Regions from separate parts of the Homo sapiens genome. Here region 2 is linked to region 1. A link is an interaction called in ENCODE POLR2A ChIA-PET data of the cell type or tissue named here. Cell type or tissue: Caco-2. All regions are shown on one strand.

Region 1 (2,500 bases):
CAGGCCAGCGGGAGGGGCGGGCTGGGGCTCAGGCAGGGACTGAAGCCGCTGGCCGTAGGTGGAATTTCTTCCCATCTCCAGATTCCTAACTCCGTCACATCTGCAAAGTCCCTTTTGCCATGTAGGTTAACACATTTGCAGGTTTGCGGGATCAGGACATGGACATCTTTGGGTCATTATCTGGCTCACCGCAGCCCCAGAGGGCCTACTGCCCTTCCATTTGTTCATTCACTCATTTCTTTCTTCCTTCCTTCCTTCCTTCCTTCCTTCCTTCCTTCCTTCCTTCCTTTCTTTCTTTCTTTCTTTCTTTCTTTCTTCTTTCTTTCTTTTTCTCTTTTCTTTCTTTCGTTCTTTCTTTTTTCTTTCTTTCTTTCTTTCTTTCTTTCTTCTTTCTTTCTTTTTCTCTTTCTTTCTTTCTTTCATTCTTTTCTTTCCTTTCTTTCTTTTGAAATGGAGTCTCGCTCTATTGCCCAGGCTGGAGTGCAGTGGCGCGATCTCGGCTCACTGCAACCTCCGCCTACCGGGTTCAAGCGATTCTCCTGCCTCAGCCTCCCGAGCAGCTGGCGTTACAAACGTGAGCCACCACGCCTGGCTAGTTTTTGTATTTTTAGCAGAGACGGGATTTCACCATGTTGGCCAGGCTGGTTTCAAACTCCTGGCCTCAAGCGATCTGCCCTCCTCGACCTCCCAAAGTGCTGGGATTACGGGCGTGAGCCACCGCGCCCGGCCTCATTCACTCATTTCTTTTCCCAGGGTCCACCTACCCAGGCTAGGCCTGCTGTGCTGAGGACACCGAGGGAGGCAGACCGTGGCCCTGCCCACCATAATTAAGTGTTGGAGGCCACTGTCTAGGGGTAGAAGCAGCCACAGAAACATAGAGATACAGAGAAACAGGTGACTCAGTGAGGTCAGGGCACAGGACCTTTATGACATGTGGGGAGGGTGAGGTCTGAGAATGGAGGAGGGAAAGACCGGCTGTGTGGAGGGAAGGGGGTGCCTGTGGGGCCTCGCCCCTGGAGCCCTGGGACCCTCCTGCGCTAGGGGTGCAGAGTCCACAGCGAGGGACAGTGCACAGTTAGGCAGGCTCTATGCAGTCAGTTTTACTCCAACCCTTTGTTGGCAAGAGGGGAGGGAATCGGTTATATTAAAACAAACACAGACAGAGCAGGGAGTGCGAAGGCCACGTTCATAAGGTTCCTTCAGTAAACAACAAAGACCTGGAGAACTGTCGAGTGAGCCTCTAGTTCAGTTCCTTGACCCGCCTTTTCCCTCCCCACTTTCTCCTGTATCCCACCAGCTCCTCTTGCAATGAGGCACTGCTGTGGGTTTGAGAAGCGCTGAACGGCCCAGAGCTCAGCCTGGACTAGAAAGACTCAGGTGCGCCAGGCGTAGTGGCTCACGCCTGTAATCCCAGCACTTTAGGAGGCCGAGGCAGGCGGATCACCTAAGGTTGGGAGTTCAACACCAGGCTGACCAACATGGAGAAACCCTGTTTCTACTAAAAATACAAAATTAGCCGGGCGTGGTGGCACATGCCTGTAATCCCAGCTACTCAGGAGGCTGAGGCAGGAGAACTGCTTGAACGTGGGAGGGGGAGGTTGCAGTGAGCCGGGATCGCGCCATTGCACTCCAGCCTGGGCAACAAGAGCACAATTCCATCTCAGAAAAAAAAAGAAAAAAGAAAAAAAGGAAGGCTCAGGTGCTCCTTCATTCAACCACAGTCACAGAGATGCCCAGCCAGGTTCTTCCTGCCAACATGCACGTCTGAGGCAGGGACCTGGCCGAGGGCTGGCTGGTCAATAAAAGGCCCCTCCCTTCACGGCCTTCCCTGTCCCCACCTCCTAACCTCTGGTTTTCACCAGCTTCCTCTAGCTTCTTTTCAACACAGCTTTCACTGCTGGCGGCCTCTGTGTCTTTGATATCCCGCTAGGTGCCGGGCTCTCTGCTCAGCAGTGCGGATGCAAGAGGAAACCAGGGTGGCCCATCAAAGCAGCCCCTGGGTTTGAATCCTGGCCCCACCACTTAAAGCGGAGTGCGGGAAGTTTCCTTTCCTCGTCTGTCAAATTAGGGTATTTCCCCACCCTCACACCTGGCTTAAGGCACTCATCTTCAGCTCAGGAGGAATCCTGCTCACAGTTACAAAGGCTCAGTTACTCAACCTCCTGCTGCAATAGATCACACCCTCCACTTCAAGAACAGTCCCCAGAAAAGCAGCCACTGTGACTGCCGGGTTCACCACAGCGTCGCCAGTGTCTCTCACCGGGTCTGGCACGCGGCAGGGGCACAATAAATACCCCCCCTTCATTCCTTCAGCTTATGCATATTAATCATCAGACAAGTGCTAAGACTTAGGCATATCTTTTCTCATTTTCCAGCTGAGCAAAGTGAGACTCAGAGAGGTCAAGTGGCTTGCCCATAGTCACACAGCAAGTAAGTGACTAAGCTGATATTTAGAACTAGTTCTTCCACCAGACTTTTTCCACTTGACCCAAAGTGTCAA
Region 2 (2,500 bases), 510 kb after region 1:
AAGTGTTTCTTGCTGGCTGGTTCTGGAAATTTGTCATTCTCTGTCCTCTATCTTCCTGTTAAAAACTTCAGCTGAATTAAATTTAAAGGAGTTTAATTGAGCAATAAACAATTCGTGAATTGGGCAGCCCCCAGAATCACAGCAGATTCAGAAAGACTCCAGGGGTGCCTCATGGGCAGAACAAATTTATAGACAAAAAAAAAAGTGACATACAGAAATCAGAACTGAGGTACAGAAACAGCTGGATTGGTTACAGATTGGCGATTGCCTTATTTGAACACAGTTTGAACGCTCAGCAGCGTATGAGTTGTTGAAGTTTATCTGCTGGGATTGGCCAAAACTCAGTGATTGTTACAGACGCATACTCCTAAGTTAGGTTTTCAATCCTGTCTACCTATTAAGTTAGGTTGTAGTTCATCCACAAGGACTCAAATATGGAAGTACAGAGTCCTTCTCAGGCCATATTTAGTTTGCTTTGACATCCCCATTGAGATGACTCAACTATTCGGCTAAGGGCTGTAGACAGTGAAGAAATGTGACTAATTGCTGGATACTGTAGTATATTGAGTGTGCAAGAGCATTATATCTAAAAAACAATGTACATACTGCAATTTAAAATGCTTTGCTGCTTAAAAAAAATAATGCTAACAGTCATGTGAGCCTTCAAGTTGTCATCTTTTTGCTGCTGGGGGTTCTTGCCATGATGTTGATAGCTGCTGACTGAGCGGAGTGGTGGTTGTTGAAGGCTGGGGTTGTGTTGAAGGCTGTGGCAATTTTGTGATTGGCCACCAATGGAGTTTGCTGCATCAATGGACTCATCCTTTCATGAAATTTTTATTGGTAGCATGCAATGTTATTTGATAGCATTTCTTTCCAAATTGAAGTTAATCTTCTTAAACCCTGCTGCTGCTTTGTCAACTAAGTTGATTTAATATTCTTCATCCTTTGTTGTTATTTCAACATGTTCACAGCATCTTTACCAGGAGTAGATTCTATCTCAAGAAACCACTTTCTTTGCTCCTCTGTAAGAAGCAGCTCCTCACCTGTTCAAGTTTTATCATGAGATTGCAGCAATTCAGTCACATCTTCAGGCCGTACTTCTAATTCTAGTTTTCTTTCTATTTCCACTACATCTGCAGTTCCTTCCTCCCCTGAAGTCTTGAATCCCTCAAAGTCATCCATAAGAGTTGTAATTGACATCTTCCAAACCCTGTTAGTGTTGATGTTTTGACCTCCTTCCATGAATCGCAAATGTTCTGAATGATATCTAGAGTAGTGAACCCTTTCTAGAAGGTTTTCAATTTACTTGGCTCAGATCCATCAGAAGAATCACTGTCTATGACAGCTATAGCCTTAGGAAATGTGTTTCTTAAATAACAAGTCTTGAAAGCAGGAATTTCTCCTTGATCCAAGGGCTGCATAATAACTGTTATGTTCACAGACATGAAAACGACATTAATCTTGTGTATCTTCATCAGAGCTCTTGGGTGACCAGGTACATTGGCAATAAGCAGTAATATATTGAAAGAAATATATTTTCTGAGCATTATATCTCAACAGTGAACTTAAAATATTCCTAAACCATGCTGTAAACAGATGTGCTGTCAGCCTTTACTGATCCATTTCCAAAACACAGGCAGAGTAGATTTAGCATAATTTTTGTATTAGTCTGTTTTCATGCTGCTGATAAAGACATACCCAAGTCTGGGCAATTTACAAAAGAAAGAGGTTTAATTGGACTTGCAGTTCCACGTGGCTGGGGAAGCCTCACAATCATGGTGGAGGGCAAGGAGGAGCAAGTCCCATCTTACATGGTTGGCAGCAGGCAAAGAGAGAATGAGGAAGGCGCAAAAGCAGAAACCCCTGATAAAACCATCAGATCTTGTGAGACTTATTCACTACCAAGAGAATAGTATGGAGGAAACTGTCCCCATGATTCGATTATCTCCCACTAGGTCCCTCCCACAACACATGGGAATTATGGGAGTATAATTCAAGATGAGATTTGGGTCGGGACACAGAGCCAAACTGTATCTTTTTTTTTTTTTTTTTTTGAGATGGAGTCTCACTCTGTCACCCAGTGCCACGATCTCGGCTCACTGCAAGCTCCACCTCCTGGGTTCACCCCATTCTCCTGCCTCAGCCTCCCGAGTAGCTGGGACTACAGGTGCCCACCACCACGCCCAGCTAATGTTTTGTATTTTTAATAGAGACGGGGTTTCACCGTGTTAGCCAGGATGGTCTCGATCTCCTGAACTCGTGATCCACCTGCCTCGGCCTCCCAAAGTGCTGGGATGACAGGCGTGAGCCAACGCACCTGGCCAACTGTATCAATACTTAAGGGGCTTAGGGTTCTTTGGAATTGTAAATGAGCATTGGTTTCAATTTAAAGTTACCAGTGGCATTAGCCCCTAACGAGAGATTCTGCCTGTGCTTTGAAGCATTGCAGCTTCAAATAAAAGGCATCTTCTTCCGATAAAAAGGCTATTTTGTCTACATT

Evidence for each region. Peaks named below come from ENCODE experiments on the same cell type or tissue, not always from the same donor. Only the 100,000 strongest peaks of a DNase experiment are listed, where the experiment ranks them.
Region 2: POLR2A ChIA-PET joins it to region 1 with 5 read pairs; 2 of 35 experiments call an interaction of 5 or more read pairs at or near these places.

What each region holds. Positions count from the first base shown.
Region 1 is chr22:36,433,807-36,436,306 of GRCh38, forward strand. No RefSeq gene overlaps it. Among named protein-coding and RNA genes, the nearest start is that of MYH9-DT, 46 kb to the left of the region's middle. RefSeq lists enhancers at 1,839-1,968, 1,990-2,500. In Caco-2, no CTCF peak of the experiment used is centred here; DNase peaks (open chromatin) are centred at 1,025 and 1,865.
Region 2 is chr22:36,943,787-36,946,286 of GRCh38, forward strand. No RefSeq gene overlaps it. Among named protein-coding and RNA genes, the nearest start is that of LL22NC01-81G9.3, 20 kb to the right of the region's middle. In Caco-2, no CTCF peak of the experiment used is centred here; no DNase peak of the experiment used is centred here.